Linked DNA regions of Homo sapiens: region 1 is linked to region 2. A link is a loop called in an ENCODE intact Hi-C map of the cell type or tissue named here. Cell type or tissue: mammary epithelial cell. All regions are shown on one strand. Links, peaks and the distances in the headings refer to the core of each region. The heading gives the core; the rest is flanking DNA.

Evidence for each region. Hi-C counts contacts between places; a loop is a spot of excess contacts. Peaks named below come from ENCODE experiments on the same cell type or tissue, not always from the same donor. Only the 100,000 strongest peaks of a DNase experiment are listed, where the experiment ranks them.
Region 1: it touches region 2 in a loop (8-fold over the local background); 5 of 110 quality-filtered maps call a loop at or near these places.

Annotation. Positions count from the first base shown.
Region 1 is chr7:77,573,895-77,585,679 of GRCh38, forward strand. PTPN12 (protein tyrosine phosphatase non-receptor type 12) reads left to right here. Exons shown (of 18, transcript NM_002835.4): 3 at 7,533-7,609; 4 at 9,661-9,756; 5 at 11,649-11,687. Among named protein-coding and RNA genes, the nearest start is that of PTPN12, 42 kb to the left of the region's middle. In mammary epithelial cell, for the core only: no CTCF peak of the experiment used is centred there; no DNase peak of the experiment used is centred there; H3K27ac peaks cover 472 bases.
Region 2 is chr7:77,434,554-77,446,338 of GRCh38, forward strand. No RefSeq gene overlaps it. Among named protein-coding and RNA genes, the nearest start is that of GSAP, 24 kb to the left of the region's middle. In mammary epithelial cell, for the core only: a CTCF peak has its summit at 5,184 (motif pointing right); DNase peaks (open chromatin) are centred at 5,188 and 8,298; H3K27ac peaks cover 1,274 bases.

The sequences.
Region 1 (11,785 bases), core at 2,574-10,573, 140 kb after region 2:
GGATTACAGGCACCCGCTGCCACATCCGGCTAATTTTTGTATTGTTAGTAGAGACGTGGTTTCACCATGTTGGCCAGGCTGCTCTCGAACTCCTAACGTCAGGTCATCCGCCTCCCTTGGCATTTACTCATTTTACAGAAAGCTTCTGAGGGTGTACTGTATGCTGGGAATGCAACAAAAAACAAACTGGCAAAAATCCCTGCCCTTGTGGAGCTTATATGTTAGTCAAGGTGATGGACGATACATATTAACATATATGGTCTGTCATGTGGTGGTAATTAGTGTTATTGAGAGTGTGGTTCGAATGAGGGATAGGGAGAAAGCAGAGAATAGAAGGGTAAGTTTACAGTTTTGGCTGGGGTAGTGGGAAAGGTTAGTGGTGTAGTGTTAAACTGGTCCTCTGAAAGTTCTGATTTGTATTGTTTGCTGATTTCTGTGATAAATGGATTATTTACCATAATCATCACAGCAAAACTCTGAGGTAAGTACTGTTATGTGCCATTTTGCAAACAGGAAACTGAGACAGAGAGGTTAAAAAGCTTGTCACACAGTTAAATATTGTGGGGTAAGAATTTAAACACAGGCGGTTTTAAAGCCTTCACTAGGGTGATTTTGCCTCTCAAGGGACACTTAGCAATGTCTGGAGAGATTTGGTTGTCACAACTGGGGTATGGGAGTGGACAGGCTGCTAATGGCATCTAACAAGTAGAGGCTAGGAATACTGCTACACATCCTGCAGTGCATAGGATGCAGCCCCCTTCCCCAAACAAAGACTTCTCGCCAAAATATATGAGTGTCAGCGTTGAGAGACCTTGTCCAAGAGCTTGAGTTCTTAATTACTGTGCAGTAATCAGATTGACAGTGCCTTTTTTCCTTTAAGTTATTTAAAGTTTGATAAGTAGGTCTCCAGTAAATTTCTAGTTATTTTGACTTGGGATTTTTTTTTCTTTTTTTTGAGACAGAATCTCACTCTTGTCGCCCTGGCTGGAGTGCAGTGTGGGATCTCGGCTCACTGCAACCTCTATCTCCCGGGTTTAAGCAATTCTCGTGCCTCAGCCTCCCAAGTAGCTGGGATTACAAGCACCTGCCACCATGCCCAGCTAATTTTTTGGTATTTTTAGTAGAGACAGGGTTTCACCATGTCGGCCAGGCTGGTCTCAAACTCCTGACCTCAGGTGATCCACCCGCTTCAGCCTCCCAAAGTACTAGGATTACTGGTGTGAGCCACTGCACCTGGCCTGGAAATTTATATTGAAAGTAATTGTACTGAGAGATATGTGCTTATTTACTGTTAGATAACTATTTAATTCATTGCCCGGGCACAGTGGCTCATGCATGTAATCCCAGCACTTTAGGAGGCCAAGCTGGGCAGATTATTTGAGCTCAGGAGTTCAAGACCAGCCTGGGCAACATAGCAAAACTCAACACACACACGCACGCACGCACGCACACACACATACTCTCTCTTTCTCTCTCTCGTGTGTACACTTGTGGTCCCAGCTACTCAGTAGGCTGATGTGGGAGGATCACTTGAGACCAGGAGGTCAAGGCTGCAGTGAACTATGATTGCACCACTGCACTCCAGCCTGGGTAACAGAGCGAGACTGTCTCAAAAAATAAGATGGAGAAGAATTTAATTCACTAACTTCCTTTGCATGTTTTAACATGTGCAGTGCTTGCAGAAATAGAATTTTTAAAACAGGTTTGAGGTATAATTTACATACCCATGAAATTTATCCATTTTAATTGTGCAATTCAATGATTTTTTTAAAGTAAATTTATAGAGTTTTGCAACAATTAATACAATCTAGTTTTAGGACATTTCCATCACCCCTAAAAGATCTGAGTCTTCAGCCCTGGGCAGCTGTTAATCAGCTTTCTGTCTGTATAGATTTTCCTTTTCTGTGAATTTAATATAAATGTAATCATACAATATATAGTCTTTTGTGTCTAGCTCTTTTAACAGTTTTTTTTTGAGATGAAGTCTCATTCTGTTGCCCAGGCTGGAGTGCAGTGGCATGATCTCGGCTCACTGCGACCTCCGCCTCCCAGGTTCATGAGATTCTCCTGTCTCAGCCTCCTGAGTAGCTGGGATTATAGGCGCACATCACCATGCCTGGCTAATTTTTTGTGTTATTTTTAGTAGATACAGGGTTTCACTATGTTGGCCAGACTGGTCTCGAACTCCTGACCTCGTGATCCGCCTGCCTCGGCCTCCCAAAGTGCTGGGATTACAGGCTTGAGCCACTGTGCCCAGCCTCTTGTTAACACATTTTAAAGATTCATTCACGATGTAGCATGCATCGATAGTTCATTCCTTTTTGTTGTTGAATAATATTCCATTGTATGAATGATGAACATATTGAATAATGCTGCTATGAACATGTCATACAACTCTCTGTGTGGACCTATGGTTTTGTTTCTCTTGGTTGGATAGCTAGCAAAACCATGGAGAGGAATAATTGTTTTCATTTTTTTGATATTTAGATTATTTCTAAATATGCTTAATAAGAGCACCAATCTGGCAGGGCGAGGTGACTCATGTCTGTAATCCCAGGACTTTGGGAGGCCGAAGCGGGCAGATCACTTGAGATCAGATCAAGACCAGCCTGGCCAATACGGTGAAACCCCGCCTCTACTAAAAATACAAAAATTAGCTAGGCATGATGGCACGTGCCTGTAGTCCCAGCTACTTGAGAGGCTGAGGCACGAGAATCACTTGAACCTGGGAGGCAGAGGTTGCAGTGAGCCAAGATGGTGCCACTGCACTCCAACCTGGGTGACAGAGCCAGACACTGTCTCAAAAAAAAAAGAGCACCAATGAAGAATATTAAAACAGCCACCCAAGTTCTTTCTCGCTACTTCTAGTTCCCGGCGCTTTGCCGGGTGTTAATGGTGGCCCAAAATCATGGGTGCTGTGGCTTTCTCCCTAAGGTGTCACAGGAGCTAAGGGTGCCACTTAACAAACTGCAGAAGATGCAGGCAGGTGAAGGACACCCAGTCTGCTGTGGCAGTGGAATGTGGCAGAAAAGCCAGCTGGGAGGGCGGGGAGCAATCCTGGAAGGCCTGGCTGACCCCACAATTGAACAGGGTTTGGTGTGTCATTGCTTTTAGGCCTTTTCAGTGGACAGAACTGGGGTGGATATACACTCATTTATTTGAAATCATGCATTTGTTCCATACTCCAATTCCAGCCCACCCCTTCTTTGCTCTATGGTCAAGTGAGTGAGAACAGGCGGCTACATTTTCAGCCTTGTTGCTCACCGCTTCCTTCCAGTAGTCCCATGTTGCTTCATATCTCTTCAGTACATGTATTATTTAGACCCAGAGCCTTGGCTTTTAAATCAGGCAGCCCCAGTTTCAAATGTGTCACTGCCATCTCAGTTTTGTGATTTGGGCATACCTCTGTCTGTGCATAGCGATATTAACTTCTATCTCCATGGGTGTGTGGTGAGGATAAAATTATGTGCTTAGAGGAAACGTTCATTCCATGGTAGCTATTTTTTATTAATTCTATACTTTTGAACCTATTATGCTACCTATAATGCCCTATTTTTTTTTTCTTTTTAATCATTGGCAAACTTCTCATTCCCTGAGACCCAGCTTGTCACACCTCTGAAGACTGCTGATATCCTCAAGATGTTCCTTACTCCCTTTCCTTGCTACTACTTTACTATGGATATATGAACAACATTATTGTGCTTATTACATGCAATAAATATTTATTGGATGAATGATACTAAAATTCACATTTAAAATGCCAAAATCAAAATACACATGATATGCTGTATAAGTAGCATAATGTTGATTTTTAAATCTAATGTGCTGTGGGTACATAGTAGAAAGCAGTGACTACCAAATTTGCCTGTGTTTTAGAATTTAAATGGGGAGTTTTAAAAAGGGTATTTCTGTGCCCCATTTTTAATTTACTGAATTGAACTTACTACAAGATGTAGTACTCCAGAAATCTTGGATTTTAATTTGCTTTCCCCAGCTGTTGAATGATTGGGGATAGATGAAATAAGATTGGCAAAATGTTGATAATGAAGCTGGGTAATGGATATACAAAGATTCATTATACTGTTCTATTTTGGTGTATGCTTAAAATTTTCCATCTTAGAAAATTTTTTAAAAAAAGAAATTACCAGCCTGCATGTAGCCAGCCTGGCACCAGTCCTAACTATCATTTGGGAGCCACTATTCTCATTTGGATTTACAGTCACCAGAAACTTTACTGAGGACCCAGTGGTAAACCAGCTATTGTATTCTGCCTTTGAGATACTTTGAATAGAGGCTAATATGTCATATGAATAAGGGTAATTAACTGAGACCCCTTATTACTGGCAAACATGGTAAGAGGAAGCTTCCTGTAGTTATTCAGCCATCATTATCCTAACCACTGAATATTCTATTCTCATTTTCCAGAGTCATAGCTTTTTTTTGTATGTGTATTTCCTATCCCAAATGGCATATAAAAAGGGGGATGGGACATGTAGGGTGGCGTGAAATAAATGACAGAGCATTGACAAACATATTTTAAACATTCTGTTTCTTAGAATACAGTGAGGAGATGAATAATTTTCACCAGAAGCAAGTATATCTTCCTTATATGTGTCTTCTACAAATTTCTAAAGAAGACTTTTTTAAAAGTAAATTTATCAATTAAATTAGCAGAACTGGGCCTTTAGTGCTATGTATAAAATTTGAGCCAATGAAAAATAAATTAGTTACTATTAGTTGTTCTTTAATACTTTGCTAAGAAGTTTATTCATGTCTGTTAACATTTCCGTATTTCCTTTTGTATTTTTACTGCCTTTGATACTCATTCATGGATTAGAAGGGATTATAATTTGATAATAATAATGGCATTTTACATGTTATATGTTATGGTCCCTTCTAATCCAGAAACAATGAATACTAGGCAATTCTACTTTAGGATTTCATAATCTGAAAGCGTCTAACCTCAAATACTTACTAACTATAAAAGGGAAAGGCAGTAACTTTCCCTTTTGGTAACCAAGCAATACCATATTAACCAAGTGACCAAGGTTAACATCACAAGTACTAAAGCATATGTATATCATGTATCCTCTGATGTGTTGTGCTGAGAAGGACACAATATCGTTCTGTGGTATTACCAAAAATTCATAACTTCGTTCCAGTCATTTAAAAAAAATCAATCAGAGAAACTTTTTTAGATTGAAGGAGACTAAGGAGAAATAAAAATTATTATTATTATTATCTTGAGATGGAGTCCCACTCTGTCACCCAGGCTGGAGTGCAGTGGCGCGATCTCGGCTTACCACAACCTCCGCTTCCTGGGTTCAAGTGATTCTCCTGCCTCAGCCTCCCGAGTAGCTGAGATTACAGGCATGCGCCACGATGCCCTGCCAATTTTTTTTGTATTTTTAGTAGAGATGGGGTTTCGCCATGTGGGCCAGGCTGGTCTCAAACTCTTAACCTCATGTGATCCGCCCACCTTGGCCTCCCAAAATGCTGGGATTACAGGGGTGAGCCACTATGCCTGGCCACTAAAAATTAAATTTAATATGAGATCCTCGAAAGAGAAAAAAGATTAGAAAACACTGACTTGTATAGTCTTGTTTAATTAATAGTTTTATAAGTGTTAATTTTGTGGTATTATTGATCATTGTCTTATGGTTATATAAGATGTTACTATTAGAGGAAGTTCAGTGAGAGGCATGGGAATTCTCTGTACTATTTTTACAGTTTTTCTATAAATCTAAAATTAGTTCTAAATAAAAAGTTTTAAACATCAGCACAAACTGGAAAAAACTATTTGCACTTCCTGTGACAGAGGGCTGATTTTTTCTTTTTACATAGATCTCATAAAAATCAGTAGGACAAAACAGACGTGGAAAAATGGGCAAAGGATATAAACAAGTGGTTTATGGAAAAAGAAGTACACAGAACCAATAAATAGATTAAAACATACAATCCTTTGCATAATTCAAGAAATGGAAATTAAAACAAGATATTTTTACTTTTTGGTTTGTCAGTGATGAAAAGTTTGGTAATACCCAGTCACCCTTATTACATAACCCTGTATAAATTGTTTCATACCTTTTAGAAGGCAAGTAGCAATTCCTCTGTTAGGAATTTACCCTACAGCAATGCTGGTAACAGCTATATATACATTAGTGTTCATTGTAGTAATGTTTTTAATAGGAAAAAAATGGCCCATCAGTAGAGTAGCTAAATAAAGAATGAAACATTCACATGATGGAATTCTCTGTTACACTAAAAAGAGTGAGATAGCCTAGTGCAAGCTGAGTGCAATGGTTCACACCTGTAATCCAAACACTTGGGAGCCTGAGCCAGGAAGATCTGTAGTCCAGGAGTTTTAGGTTCGAATGAGCTATGATTGCAGCACTGCACTTCAGCCTGAGTGACAGAGTGAGACCTTGTCTCTGTATTTTAAAATAATAGTAAAAATAATAAAGTAAATCTTTCTGTGCTTTGGGAAGAGTTCCAGGATATACTATAAACTGAAAAGTAATGATACAGAACAGCATGTATAGGATGCTTGCATTTGTGTAGTAGTTTTTCAAAGTATATAACTATATGTGTAATAAGTACACTTGGAATGGGAAAAGTAACTTTAATATAGTATCTTGATGGGAGAGAGCCCTGGAATTGAAGGGCAGGGGAGGCTTACTTTTCACTTTATACCTTTCTTTAAGGTCTAATTTTTAAAAATTATATACATATTCCTTTAAAAGAAATCAATAAAAACTTAAAAGAAAAATATACTTCATAAAATTTTTTAAAGATTTTTTTACTCTATTACCTAATAATAACTATTATTAGCCAAGAGCAGTGTTGAACACTTTTTATATATAATCTCAATTCATTAATTTGTTATAATTTGCTTTTTATAGTTTCTTGTGAAATATGAAAGTTACATTTTTTAAATAAGAATTTTAGCATATGGGCTTGTGTATCACTGGTTAGTATTCATCAGCCACTTGGTATGTTTGTTAAAAGCTGCAGAGGCTGAAACCCTAGACTCTGCTCTAGTAAATCAGAGATAATGTCCTGGAATTTGAATTTTAAAAGAGTTCCAGAGATGATTCTTATTGCAACTTTAATACACTGCTTTACGTCACTGGTGGTGGTGTTTTTTTGTTTTGTTTTGTTTTGTTTTGTTTTTTTGCTGTTGTTGTTTTGTTTTAAGACAGAATCTTCACTCTGTCGCCCAGGCTAGAGTGCAGTGGCGCAATCTTGGCTCACTGCAACCTCTGCCTCCCAGCCAGTTTCAAGTGGTTCTCCTGCCACAGCCTCCCGAGTAGCTGGGATTACAGGTGCCTGCCAGGTGGTGGTTGTCTGAAAATTTATTTCATTTCCTTTCAGTTTAATGTTAGAAATTACCCTGCTGGTACCTAGAGTCCATTTTCATCCATTGTTTTTTAAAATAAATGTTCTTAAGCTGTCTATTTAACCTTACTTACGCTTCATTAGAAAATACCTGTGTGTCAACCATACATATTTTATGAATTTTTTTCTCGTAGTTGATCACAGCCGAGTTAAATTGACATTAAAGACTCCTTCACAAGATTCAGACTATATCAATGCAAATTTTATAAAGGTATGTACTAACTTTAAATGGTGTTTCTCTGCCATATTAATGTCTTTCTACATACTAGTTTTGTAAAAACTTTTTGAATTGCTCAAACATGATACCAACAGCAAAAGAAATAAAAATAAAGCCACTGCCCTGGCACAATGTTTTTATATGCTTTCCTTCTAGCCTTCTTATTCATATAGATAAATAGTTTCTACTTAGTTTTGTGATAGCAGAGATAACATTTTCTTTTTTATTTCTTCTTTCCCATGGAAGTCTTACCTATTACTAAATTATTTTCTCAGTTATCCCTTTGGACACAAATGAACATCATCAATCCCCGTTGTTGACCCATATAGGTTGTTTCCAAATTTTTAAAATGATAATATTGCAGTAAACATCTTTGTTGTTTTGAATAATTTCTTAGGATAAATTACTAGGGGTGGGATTACTGGATAATACTGATTTAAAATTCTAGAACATAGCTTTAAATGTAAAACTTTTGGCAGTTGTCACTGTTTCAGGTGGCAACCCAAAATCCAAGATTAAATAGTCTCTTTTATAACCTTTGTTTGGATACCCTTTGATGAAAAGCAGTCAAGTTCTTTTTTTTTTTTTTTTTTTTTTTTTTTTGAGACGGAGTCTCGCTCTGTCTCCCAGTCTGGAGTGCAGTGGCGCTATCTCGGCTCACTGCAAGCTCTGCTTCCCGGGTTCACGCCATTCTCCTGCCTTGGTCTCGATCTCCTGACCTGTGATCCACCCGCCTCTGCCTCCCAAAGTGCTAGGATTATAGGCGTGAGCCACTGCGCCCAGCGTCAAGTTCTTTATGGTAGCAGTAGAGATAGATGCAAAGTGCTACTTGATTCAGTTTAAATAAAAGGCTTTTTTTCCATCAGCTAATCTGTGATTTTTAATCTTTCAAGTGATATGATAGTATAATTTTCATTTATTTTATATATGGTGTTTATACATATTTTCATGTTTTTGTTGATAAAAATGTTAACTGATAAAAGTTTATGCCAGGCCGGGCACGGTGGCTCATGTCCGTAATCCCAGCACTTTGGGAGACCTAGGCGGGTGGATCACCTGAGATCAGGAGTTCGAGACCAGCCTGGCCAACATGGGGAAACCCAGTCTCTACTAAAAATACAAAAATTAGCCGGTCATGGTGGTGCATGCCTGTAATACCAGCTTCTCGGGAGACTGAGGCAGGAGAATCGCCTGAACCCAGGAGGTGGAAGTTGCAGTAAGCCGAGATCGTGCCAATGCACTCCAGTCTGGGTGACAGAGCAAGACTCCGTCTCAAAAAAAAAAAAAAAAGTTTATGTGGTAAAATTATTATCTATGTCAATATTCAGCAGTCATGGTTTTAAATAAAAATTTCTTTTTTTAACAAAGTTAAAAACCAAAATGAATACATTAAATAAAAACTAATAAATTGATAGTTTGCTATTTCAGATGTTGTCAATGTTCATATTCTTTTTTTAAGGCTGTTTGTTAAAAGTTATAGTTTTTACTTATGCTTAATGACACTGATTCATTGTATGAGTCAGTTATGTACCAGTTTAGTATTTTAGTCAGTGACATTGTTTGGTTTATATTCTCATGTTCATTATTAAAAACCTGTATAGTAGATGCTTGATAAACTTTTGAGTTGAATAGATAATGGAAGGTAGCTATGGAAGAAACTAAGAAAGAGCTCTTCACTAGTTTTAGTATTGTTTTAGAATCAGAGCATGCTCTGTATTTCTGCCAGTTAGCTTTGTTGAGTAGGTATTAGGGCTTTTGTTATTAATGCCTAGATAAGTAATAATTTTTAATTAGCATAAGGCGGTTCTTAAATACCTATTCTGTGCACCATATCCAGTAAACACAAAGTAATAGCAGTCATCAAAAGCTTAAGTGAATTGAATATATTTTGCCATGCTTTAATATACTATGAAAGACACATTATTTGGAAATGGTTTAAGTTAAAACAACAATATTACTAATACAATTTGAAACCTTATATTTTGGGTAATGAAATATTTTTGGTAATCAAAATAAATGTGAAATTTGCTTTTAACCATTTTTAGGGCGTCTATGGGCCAAAAGCATATGTAGCAACTCAAGGACCTTTAGCAAATACAGTAATAGATTTTTGGAGGATGATATGGGAGTATAATGTTGTGGTAAGTAATTTACTTTTCACAATAAATTTTGAGAAATACTTATGTAATAACATAGGCTATTTTACTGAATAAGGAATGAGGGGATTTTTAAAAAATCCATAATTATGTTTACTTATTGCTGATGTTTACTAAAAAGATGGACCCATTTTTAGGATGTCTCATTAAATTTTTACAAACTAGGCTAAATATTTTAAGAAGGTGTGATAATAATTTAAATCTTGTCCTAAGTCAGTAAGTAATGATACAGCTATCAAACAACTTATAAAAAGCAGAAAAGGATTAGTGCTCTAATAGGTCAGTAAAATACTTGATAGTACAGTTATACTCATTTGAGTCCCTCTTCTCAGGAAAATATATATAAACACATAACTATAAATAGACTATAAATATGCAGTATAAGAGAATTTCATCTATCCCTGGAGTTCATTCAGTGCCCTCTTGTTCTTTTGGATGAAGGGAAATAATATGCCCTTAGATTTAGAAGCAGAGAAATTAGAATACTGCGAAGAGCTACCCTATACTGCTCTGTAGTATTCTTGAAACCTAACCATGTGCATTGATACTTTTCATTGTGTGGATGTGGAAAATCAGTAATGTGAAACTTTCATTTTTGTCTTACGGCTTTTTAATGGAATTGTAATGATTCTAAAGCATTGACATGCTCTGGTCTTTGAAAGATTAATAAAAGGGGGGAAATTTTCCAGTTATTTATATTTGCTGTACTTCACTTTAAAAACTAGATGTGCTTGGGGATTGAGAAAGAGCATGAAGAAACTTTCTGGATGATGGGAACATCCTGTATCTTGATAAGATTTGTGTTGCACAGATGTGTGTATTTGTCCAAACTCGGAGAATGTTCACTTTAGGATTTGTGCATTTCATTATATGTAAAATTTGCCTCAAGGGAAAAATACTGGAAACAATATAAAAATTATGTTCTAGATTGGCCGCGTGGGGTGGCTCATGCCTGTAATCCCAGCACTTTGGGAGGCCGAGGTGGGCAGATCACGAGGTCAGGAGATCGAGACCATCCTGGCTAACACGGTGAAACCCTGTCTCTACTAAAAATACAAAAAATTAGCTGGACGTGGTGGCGGGCGCCTGTAGTCCCAGCTACTCAGCAGGCTAAGGCAGGAGAATGGCGTGAACCCGGGAGGCAGCGCTTGCAGTGAGCTGAGATAGCGCCACTGCACTCCAGCCTGGGCGACAGAGCGAGACTCCGTCTCAAAAAAAAAAAAAAAAATTTATTGTGTTCTAGATAATAATATGCATGCTGAAGTATTTTGGGGAGAGTGTACTGATGTTCACAACTTACTTTGAAATGCATTTTTAAAATAAGATGGATTGATAGAGGGATAGCTATGTGATAAAACATGGTGAAATGTTAATGATAGAATATAGGTGATGGCTATACAATGTTTACTGTAAAATTCTCAACTATGCTGTGTGTTGGAAAGTTTACATTATAAAATGGGAAAAAGCAGGTGTGATCAACTTTTAAAATGGTGTTAAACGCATTCAATATTTAAATAATTATAAATATATTTTTAATTAATAGTGCTATTTATAATTAGGTAAATATCCTAAAAGTGATATTTTAATATAATTTCAGAAGTCACAAAGTAAATCTGTAAGATTTACATGATTTAATTCAAACCAAAAACATCATGTTAATTGGAACCAATTTAATTTGTTGCTGTATAGTTAGCCCTTGTTTGGAAAGTCTAATTTTGATAATTTCTTTAACTTACACATTTAATATTGAAACTACTTTTTTAGGCAAGCCAATTATACTTCTCGGTGCAAAATTCTTGAAATCTGTATTTTATTAAAAAGTAAAATTGTGTTTAACTGATACGTTCTTTATCTCACTCCCCACCATCACTTTTTAGATCATTGTAATGGCCTGCCGAGAATTTGAGATGGGAAGGGTATGTATAATCTATTCCTCTTACTATTTCATTTTTACGGATAAATATTCTTAGTCTTTTATTATTATAGTCTTAACATAAGCGGTTAATGTAGATAC
Region 2 (11,785 bases), core at 1,555-9,554:
CTCTTCTTCCTATCTATTTGGAGGACTGACCACACTGTTAATACAACAAGCCTATGAAATGAAGAAATAGCCCAAACCTCAGTTAAGGGTGAGAATCAAGTAAAGAACGGCATACATATGGGATAACCTTTGCCCAGGAACCTAGTTCTTCTTCCCAGGGGAGGAGAAAAGGGGAAGGAAGAATTGAATTTGACTTGGTGCTTAGTCACAAGAGAAAAAGTTCCCATCTGGAAATGAATATCACAAATTGTCAAATGTATATTTTCCTATTCCCAGCTGGAAACCATGCTTGTGGTTTTATACAGAACTCCCTTGTGCTCAAAGTTACATTCATGCACTCCTGACTTTTCTAACTATAAAAATGTCAAAGTCTGCTACAGTTTCATCCTGACAATTGCTGGGAAGGAAAAGTAGCGGGTATTCTGAAAAGATACAGCAAGAGGTCCAATTTAGATTAGAGAACAGGAAGGGATTGGGGCAAGAGAGACAAACTTTCTCAGCCTGATAGCAGCTAACCAGTCACAGCGCCCACAGGCAGCTGGGATCCACCAGAAATGCTGGTTTCTCTGACTTCCAGTTGTTATCATTAGTGTCCAAAATTAACCAGCAAAATTAAATGAAATCTGATAATAATATGCATGAACATTTCCTTTAATGTTTCAAGCTGGCTTGTAACTACACCATGGGCATGAAAGCAGCAAAATCCAGACTGCAAGGAAAGCTACAGCTCAAAAATCTGTTTTCCTCAACAAATAAATTACAAGGAGAATACAGAGAGAGAAGTAACATGTAGATCAAGGAGAAATCATCACAATGTGTGGCACTGGAGGCTGATTTTCTTTAAAGTAACTTTAAAAGTTGGTGTTTTTAAAACAATGGGAAAATTGAATACTGATGGCCTATTTGATGATTGTATGGAATTTGCATTACAATTTTGGGTATGATAATTAATCTCGTGGTTTTTTCTGAAAGTTTTTTAATCTTCTAGACAAATATGCTTCAACGACAAGGCACGGTGCCTCACGCCTGTAATCCTAGCACTTTGAGAGGCTAAGGTGGGCGGATCGCTTGAGCTCAGAGTTCGAGACCAGCCTGGCCGACATGGTGAAACCCCGTCTCTACTAAAAATACAAAATTAGCCGGGTGTGGTGGCGGGCGCCTGTAGTCCCAGCTACTCAGGAGGCTGAGGCAGGAGAATGGCGTGAACCCGGGAGGCGGAGCTTGCAGTGAGCCGAGATCCCGCCACTGCACTCGGGCAACAGAGCCAGACTCTGTCTCAAAACAAACAAACAAACAAACAACAACAACAACAAAAAACAAATATTAGGCCGGGTGCGGTGGCTCACGCCTGTAATCCTAGCACTTTGGGAGGCCAAGGTGGGCGGATTGCCTGAGCACAGGAGTTTGAGACCAGCCTGGGCAACAACGGGGAAACCCTATCTCTCCTAAAATACAAAAAATTAGCCAGGCCTGGCGGCGTGCGCCCGGAGTCCCAGCTACTTGGGAGGCTGAGGCAGGAGAATCACTTCAAACCAGGAGACGGAGGTTGCAGTGAGCCAAGATCACGCCACTACACTGCAGCCTGGGCGACAGAGCGAGACTCCGTCTCAAAAAAAAAAAAAAAAAAAAAAAAAAAATTACAAATGTTAGCCTTCACTGTGGCGGGCGCCTGTAATCCCAGCTACTCAGCAGGCTGAAGCAAGAGAATCGCTTGAACCTGGGAGGCGGAGGTTGCCCTGAGCGGAGATCGGCCGAGATCACACCACTGCACTCCAGCCTGGGCGACAGAGCAAGACTCTGTCTCAAAAAAAAAAAAAAAAAAAAGAGAGAGAGAGAATATGCTTCAAATATGTAAACAGGAAATGCTATGATGTCTGTAAGTTGCATCAACATAATACCAATGACAGAGTGGATGAGGGGATGGACAGGAGAGGATTGGCCTCAGGTTGATGGATATTGGGGCTGAGTGGTGGCTACATAGGAATTAATTGTGCTATTCTATCTACTTTTCTGTGTATTTAAAATCCACCACAATTAAAAATTAAAAAACGAAAAAAACAAAAATAAAATCTGCCTTGTAATTCTCCTCTTCATACATGACTATGTGAACAGACAAGTACCACCAGGCACAGTGTGTCAGTGGAAAATAGTTGTCATTTTTCTTTATGACTGTGTATTAATATATACACACATATGCATTTAGTCTTACATACACTTACTGCCTGTCATCAGTCCAGTGTCATTCAACGGACCTAGGTTCCTGGGTTCCACTTTGCTGCTTCCATATTTGTGTGTCTTCAAGCATGTAGTTCATGTTTCTCACTTTGAACTCCAAATGGTGACGTTGTTGCTTTTAGGGTGGTATTGGGAGAACTGGTGATGGAACATTTAAAATAGTTTAGCATTATGCAGTATAATAGAAGGATGTTAGGGACTAGGGCTGGTTTAAGATCTGTTATTAGTCCTGGCTCAGCCATTGGTCGGTCATGTGAAGGTGCAAGTTGGACAGCTCCTTTAACTTGGTTAGTTCTCAGTTTCTTCACCTGTAAATAAAGTGCTGAGCCTGCTCTCCAAGGTGCTTTAGGCTCCAGTACTCCATGATTCATTAAATTTTATTACAGAATATTATAAAAGCTTATCATATAAAATATATTGCTTTTTTGCTCATAAAGGAGAGCATGGTATATACATATATATAGATAGATAGATAGCCTGAACAGCATAAGTTAAATATATTCTTTTTTTGTTTTTGTTTTGGTAGAAAGTGATTCTTAGTCTTCTATAAATAAAGAAAACAGAATAAATAATATTTAGCAGCAAATGACAATAAAAGTTAAGTTCATATCACACTGTAAGCTAATCAGGGTTATGACTAGGGTTTCAAGACTGTGAAATTATATGGGAACATAGAAATTAAATTACTCTTATTAATATCCATAAACACTAGAAAAAGTTCAAGGAAACATTTTTTAAAATAAACTAACAACATAATGGTTAAAACTGAAAGAAATGATGATAGCAGCATTAACAATATTAATAATTGTGGTAGCAAATTTTTATTTCACTCTTGCTGTAATATAGTAAGCACTATTTTAAGCAGTTTGCATACATTCAACTTGTTTAATTTTCATAACGATCTTAGGAGTGGTTATTATTATTTTCCTCATCTCTAAAGTGACGACCCTTGCCCAAAGTTATAGAGTCGGTTTACCTGCAGGGTGTTCTGTGAGTATCAGATAATATTTGTGAAATAGTGTATATGAAAATGCTTTGTAAGCTGGACATGGTGGCATGTGCCTGTAGTCCCAGCTTCTTGGGAGGCTAAGGCAGGAGGATCACTTGAGGCCAGGAGTTTGAGGCCGTCATGAGCTATGATCGAATCTGTGAATGGCCACTGCAATCCAGCCTAGGCAACATAGCAAGACCATGTCCCTTAAAAAAAAAAATGCTTTGTAAAGTGTTAAATGCCAAAGTGTTAATTATCATTATTAGAATTAGAGGGAAGTTTAAATGTTTTAAATATGTTTAATAATGTAAGAAGAAAAAATAAAATATTTTTAAAACATTGGAAAATCTCATTGCAAAAAGAGACAAGACATGCCTAATGAAATAATAGACTAGGCAATGATCATCAATGGCAGCCAAGGCAACTAGGCGAAAAGCCAAAGGCAAATTTTATAATGAATGCATCTGGTAAAAACTCTTAAACCCACTAATAAATGTTAACATCAAAAAGAGAGATAACCAGACATTATGCCTTCTGGTGGAGATACACAACCCCACCCTTTGATGAAAAACCAAAACCTGAATCTGATCAAGATCCTAGACCTATCTCTAGTTTGCAGGAAATACTGGGGACAGAAGTACATGAAACTGTTGCACAAACCAGAAGAATAGAATCAGCCAAATCCAGAGAATGAGAATCATTATAGGACAAATGTCCTTGTTTCTTCAACAAATAAATTCCAAGGGGGAAAAAAGGAGCAGAGAAAAGACTTGTTGTTTTAAAAATATTTAAGAGGAATGTCTAAAATGTATTGTGTGTATCCCTTGTTTGTATCTTTTCATTTTTAAGTTCTTAATGGTGTTTTCTGAGTATTGTAAACCACTTTATTGGGGGTATGATTGGCATATGAAATGCTGTACATAATTAACGTATATACCTTGATGAGCCTGGAGATAAGTACACATCTGTGAAACCATCACCACAACCTATGCCATACATATATCCATCACCTCCAAAAGTTTCCTCCTGCCTTCTTTATTTATTTATTTAGAGTGTGTGAGAGTGTGTGTGTGTGTGATAAAAACACGTAGACTTGTTTGGATCTTGATTTGAACAAACCAATTGTTTAAAAAACTATGGGAAATTTAAGTACTAACTGGATTATTTAGAGATACTAAGGAATTATTGTTATTTTAAAATGAGATATAGCATTGTGGGGTATTTTTGGACAAGGCCTTACCTTGTCCAAAGGTCTGGTGTTACAGACATATTTACATATGAAATAATATATTTGTGTTTAGCTTCAAGAAATTTAGTGTGGGAGGGAAGTGAGTATATAGATTTTAAAAGACTGGGCATGGGCCAATTATTGTTAAAGCTAGGTAATATGTACATGAGATTTCATTATAATACCCTGTCCATTTTCATATATATGTTAATTTTTCTATAATAAAAAGACAAGAATATAAAGACAAACAAGATGAAATGGTTAAAAATAGTCCATAGAAGCAGAAAATAATATTATTATTTTGAAATTGAAGATACTGCAGCTAAATTTCACTTTCTGTAGGTGAAGTGAGAAATTGCATTGCAAAGTACTGTTTTAAAAAAGACAGAACCATTAGGGATTTGTCAACTTTGTTTCCCTTTCTGTGTTTAATTTAGGAATTAAGAATTTTTTTAAAAAGTCTACATAAATCTATTATTTAACAAAGACATTTCCTGAGCACACACTAAATGCCAGACTCTTGTCTTACTGTATATATTTGAGGAATTTTAGTTACAGTGTGAAATCCAGCTGGAGATGCCAAGACAACACCCACAAAGCAATTAGAAATCAGAACAGGACAACATTGTAACAAAGCTAGCTACTCCCCAGATTTGTGCTTCTCTTCCATAGAGAAGAGTAGTTCCAGGGATATAGACACCCAGCCAGGGGGTACATTTCCCAGCACAAGGTGGAGCCCTGTGCCTAGTTCTCACCAGCGGAAGTGTTATGACGTGCCACTTCTGGACGGAGGTGGCAAAGAAGCAGATAGACTGTCCCTTCTTTCCAACATTCAGCAAATACCAATGCCTGAGGCAACTCTGGGAGCTTTGTGTTGAAGATGGCAAAGCCTCCATCACCCTGAGTCTCTAAACGGCTGCAAAAAGCACAGCGCTCCTTTTCCCCATCCCTGCCCCCAAAGCATCATGAATTATACACTCTCACCTATGATCAGCAAGTATAACTTCTACGGTGTTGGGCCACTGAGATTTTGGAGTTTTATCTCTTATAGAGGTTAGTTCATGTATCAATTGCTAAGTGGGATGTTACAGTGTATATTTGGAGATTAAGAAATCACTGTAATCACAAAATGTTTCAGGGGGAAGGTGGAGCTTGAGCCGGAATTTTTTTTTTTTTTTTTTTTTTTTTTTGAGACAGGGTCTTGCTCTGTCACCCAGGCTGGAGTGCAGTGGTGCAAACTTGGCTCAGCTCACTGCAGCCTCTGCCTTCCGGGTTCAAGCGATTCTCATGCCTCAGCCTCCTGAGTAGCTGGGACTACAGGCGTGCACCACCATGCTCAGCTAAGTTTTGTATTTTTAGTAGAGACTGGGTTTCGCCATGTTGCCCAGGCCGGTCTCAAACTTCAGACCTCAAGTGATCTGCCCACCTCAGCCTCCCAAAGTGCTGGGATTACAGGCATGAGCTGGCACCCCTGGCCTTGAGCTGGATTTTGAACAATGAGTTGAAAGTGACTAAATGGAGAGGATGGGGAGTGAGTGGGTACCAGGATAAGGAACCAACATAAGAACCACAGCACTAATTCACATGCAGCTAGAGGAGAGTGAGACCATCTTGATGAGTAGATGCAGTTGGGGAACAAGGGAAATAAGGATGAAGAGGCAGGATGGAATCAGAGCATGGAGATCCTTGATAATTCAGGATCTGATTCAATGACGACCACTTCTGAATTAAAAGGATGAAGCTTCTGGAGTAAAAGGATGATTTATGAAAGGTCTGTATTAGCAAAATCAGTGAGACAAAATAAAGGAGATGGACCGGAGAGAAAAAAGATTAGGCTACATGACTAGCTAAGAGGATGTCGCAGCAATCCAGTTCTGATATAATTAGAGACCACATTGGCAAACTCAGTAGAAAGGAAGGGTGAATGTAATCATCATCCTAAAGAACAAATCCACAGGGATTGACAGCAGAGAAAAAAACATGAACTCAAACATTTATTAAACCAGAAGTATGTCTAGTTCTAACACTCAAAATTGTGAGTTCTATTATTTGGGGTATTATTTAATCTCATTGAGTTTGTGTCTTCTGTCAAATGAGAGGAAAGAACCAAATGACCCAAAAGTTCTTTTCACCTGTGAAAGTCTATGGCTGTAAAGTCATGAGTTTAAAAAAAAAAAAAAAAGTAAATGACATATTCAGTAGGAGGAGGCAAAGAAGGCGGAGTATACTAATGTATGACTGAAACATACTCTATTTGAACTGGAACTGGTCCTCTATACTGGATGTTTGAATTGTTACTAATCTTTTGTATTACAAACAATGTAGCAATGAATGATGGGAAAGTACTTTAACTTTCCTAGATTTTCAATTACACCTGGTTTTAAGAACTAAGTCCTGGGCTGTGCAAGGTGGCTCACACGTGTAATCCTAGCACTTTGGGAGACCAAGGCGGGAAGATTGCTTGAGCCCAGGAGTTAAGAGGCCAGCTTGGTTAATACAGTGAGACCCCATCTCTACAAAAAACACAAAAAATTGGCCAGGCATTATGGCATGTGCCTGTAGCCCCAGCTACCCGGCAGGCTGAGATGGAAGGATCACCTGACCCTGGGAGGTCGAGGCTGCAGTGAACTGTGATCTGTGGGTGACAGAGTGAGACCCTGTCTCAAAACAAAAATTAAAACTAAAACTAAAAACTAAACCCCGAATATGATAACTTGCCACAACAGTTACACTAGATGCAGTATTAATTCCCTCTTAGAGATGAAGATAACTAAAGATTATTTCCTAATTATAAAGATTTAAAAATGTGAAAGTATTTGGGGGAAAAAAATGAAGACTTCGCAAATATAAAGTATTAACATCAACTTTGTTATTACCATCAAGCACAGGTAACACTGGCTACTTTTTTCCCTAGATAACTATGTATAAAGTAGCATTAAAATGTGTTTTGGGGTGGGCACAGTGGCTCATTCCTATAATCCCAGCACTTTTGGAGGCCGAGGCAAGTGGATCGCTTGAGCCCATGAGTTTGAGACCAGCCTGTACAACATATCAAAACTCTGTCTCCACCGAAAAAAAAAAAAAAAAAAAGCACAAATTAGGCGAGCATGGTGGCATGCACCTGTAGTCCCAGCTACTCAGAAGGCTGAAGTGGGAGGATCGCTTGACCCCAGGAGGTTGAGGCTGCAGTGGGCTGAGATCACACCACTGCACTTCAGCCTGGGTGACAGCAAGACCCTGTCTCAAAAAAAAAAAAAAAAAACTTTAGTTTTCTGTTTTACAATTACTCTTAGGCTTGTTTCATTTTGTATTACTTTATAAACAGACCCCTAGATGAAACTGTTAGTAAACTAAGAAAGTGAGCACTATTTTCCATCCTGAAAATAACAACTAATAAGGGCAAATAGAAAGTATAGTCTCTGACACTCAATAGTTTTCTGGTACTCCACCATTGCCTTGCTATGTATCAAAGAAAGATACCACCTAGCCAGTATGTATTTCACAAACTTATAAGGATCTTTACACAAGCTATATAGACAGTGCTAGACATGGGTTCGATTATACTACAGAATGAAGACCAAGATGGATGAAATCAAAGAAGAAATTGATTCACAAACATATATCGGACAAGAGACTGGTATCTAGGGTATATAAATAACTTCTATAACTCAATAACAAAAACATAAAGCATCCACTAAAAAGTGGGCAAATATTTTGAACAGACACTTCACAAAGAATGGTCGATAAGCATATGAAAAGTGCTGAACATCATTAGTCATCAGGAAATGCCAGTTAATACCACAATGAGACACCATTATGCATCCACCAAAACAGTGAAAATTCAAAAGACTGACAGCCCCAAATGTTGGCAAGAATGTGAAGCAACCAGAACATTCAGACATTGCTGGCAGAAGTATAAAGTGGCATACTCATTTTGGAGACAGGCCTGGTAGCTTCTCATAATATGAAGCACACACATATTCTATGACCCGGCAATTTCACTCCTAAATATTCAAAAGAAATAAAAACATAATGTCCTCAAAAACACTTGTATGGAAATGCTCTCAGAAGCTTTATTCATCATTGCCGAAATCCAGAAACCATTCAGGTGTTCACCAATAGGAAGATGGATAAACCAACTGTGGTGTAATCAGGTAACAGAATATTACTCAACAACAAAAAGGAACTATTGATGCACACAAAAACATGGATGAATTGCAAAAACATTATGCTGAATGAACAGTCTTACCCATAAAAGCGCATACTTTATGACTCAATTTATATGAAGTTCTAGAACAGGCACAGCTAATCTATCATGGGAAAAAATTAGAACACTGTTTGCCTGGGGCTAGGGGAGGGTAAGAGAGGATTGACTGCAAAGGGTCAGGGGAAACTTTCTGGGGTGATAGTAACATTCTGTCTTGAGAGGGCATTAGGATACACAGGTGTATACATTTATCAAAACTTGGCCAGGCACAGTGGCTCATGCCTATAATCTTAGCACTTTGGGAGGCCGAGGTGGGAGGATCACTTGAGCCCAGGAGTTTGAGACCAGCCTGGGCAACATAGTGAGACCTCTACTCTACAAAAAATAAAAAATTAGCCAGAGGTGATGGCACATGCCTTCAGTCCCAGCTACTCAGGAGGCTGAGCTGGGAAGGATCACTTGAGCCCAGAAGGTTGAGGCTGCAGTGAGCTGTGATCGTGCCACTGCACTCCGGCCTGGGAAACAGAGTGAAACCCCATCTCAAAAAAAAAAAAAAACAACCAGCTCTGTGACTGGTAAGCTTAATATTTATACAGATCATATTACTTGAAGAGAAAAAAGAGCAATACAAAAATCTAGTTAAAGGCCAGGCACGGTGGCTCACACCTATAATCCCAGCACTTTGGGAGGCTGAGGCGGGCAGATTGCTTGAGGTCAGGAGTTCAAGACCAGCCTGGCCACATGGTGAAACCTTGTCTGTACTAAAATACAGAAATTTGCCGGGAGTGGTGGCACGCACCTGTAATCCCAGCTACTAGGGAGGCTGAGGCAGGAGAAAATTCCTGTTCTGATCAGGAAATTGTTAGCCATGTAAGCCTTTCCAAGCCTAATAGGCTTCTCTAGGTCTGGGAGGGACTTGAAAGCAAAATTTAATTTGATTTGAAGTGACCTCATGGAGAGAGAGCTGCAATGAATAATTGTTCTTATGATGCCCAACTAACACTGGGCTCTTTAAAAATATGCCTGCATTTGTGAGTATCCACTTCTGTGCCTGTTGTTGAGGTCTTTGAGAGGCAGCATTCCAATGGAGTTAGGGCTGTGCAGCTGCCACTGTGACTAAACAGCAGAGAACACTCCAACGTACAAGGGAGCAATTTCAGGGTCACTCCCCCTCCTCCAAGCAGAATCTTTCCCATTCCCACCCCCCCAGCCAATCTGAAGTACACATAAACACAAACACATTTGTACACTGGGAGCTCCTGCTGTGTGCTGAGATCTCAGTGTGTGCTGAAAGATCTCCTTCCATACTGCAAGTGAAAGCTGTCCCTTCTCCCAGCTACTGAAGGCTACCCCTTACGCTGAGCACAACTTTACAGCAGTATTTCTCTCTCCTCATACAAAAAGTCCGATAACCAAAAATACATTGAAAGAGAAGAAACTAAAAATCGCCTTTTTATCTTAAACTCACAAAAACGCTATTTCTGTCTTAAACTCACAAAACTATCTAAGGTTTCTATCTTAAACTCACAAAAACAAAAGCCTCAAAAATTATGTGGAGGCTGAAAACTAGGAATCCTGACCTGGAAACTGAGGTCTAACGTTGCCAATATTTGGATGGAGGTGAGCTTGCACAAGATCTAAAAATTGTTACATTTAGCAGGTGCAGGCCTGAACCAACAATGACAGTTTTTTCTATGGAGAAATATAATCTGACTGTCAAATAACCAGTTTGCAAATTTTGGAATACAACTCATTTGTGAACACTCTAATTCGATAAATTGTAATGTTAAAATTACAGGATAGATTATCATTTATATTTCAAACCAGTGTCCATTTTGCTGTATGATATTTGGTAATCTAATCATTAAATGTTTGTTGAGCATTTACTATGTGTCAAGCACTATGCTAGGCACTAGGTACAGGGAAGTAAACAAAATGGACATGATCTCTAATGTTATAGGATTTATTATCTAATCTAGATAAAAATAAGCACCAAATTAATACATAATTAGAAATTATGACAACTGATAATGAAGGGAAAGGGTCAACAAGAGAGACTCCTAAAATCATAGCAGGCTTTTCTGAGGAGACATTTAGCTGAGAAATTAAGAGTAAGTGAGAATTAACCTCAGGAAGGGTAAGGGAAAAGACGTTCCTGACAAAGGAACGTTTCCCAAAGCCTTGGACTGGGAAAGCATGTCGTTCCTTCAAGAGTTGAAAGGCCCGGCACGGTGGCTCATGCCTGTAATCCCAGCACTTTAGGAGGCCAAGGCGGGCGGATCACCTGAGGTCGGGAGTCCAAGACCAGCCTGACCAACATGGAGAAACCCTGTCTCTACCAAAAATACAAAAATTAGCTGGGCGTGGTAGCGCATGCCTGTGATCCCAGCTACTCGGGAGGCTGAGGCACGAGAATCTCTTGAACCCAGGAGGTGGAGGTGCACTGAGCGGAGATCGCGCCATTGCACTCCAGCCTGGGCAACAAGAGCGAAACTTCATCTCAAAAAAAAAAAAAAAAAAAAAAAAGAGTTGAAAGAAAGCCAATCTGAGCAAAGGGGAGAAGCCCAAGATGATGTTGGGGGAAAAGGCAGGAGCAGACTCTACAGAGCTTTGGAGAACGTGTTAAGGAAACTGTAGGTTCTAATAAATGCGATGGGGATCCCAAAAAGAGGGAGTGATGCCATTTACACTCTTAAAACCATCTTTCAAAAGGCCGGACGTGGAGAATGGATTAAATGGAAGCAAGAGTCATGTCTCTTTCTCTGTAAGCTCCCCATTCGGAAAAATGACAACTTCCAATTTACAACCATGTTAATGTAGCATACTTAAAGTTATTTCTTTTAAATAATTATAAAAACTTAACTTCCCGGCCAGGCGCAGTGGCTCACGCCTGTAATACCAACACTTTGGGAGGCCGAGGCTGGCGGATCATGAGGTCAGGAGATCGAGACCATCCTGGCGAATATGCGAAACCCCATCTCTACTAAAAATACAAAAAATTAGCTGGGCGTGGTGATGGGTGCCTGTAGTCCCAGCTACTTGGGAGGCTGAGGCAGGAGAATGGCATGAACCCGGGAGGCAGAGCTTGCAGTGAGCTGAGATAACACCACTGCACTCCAGCCTG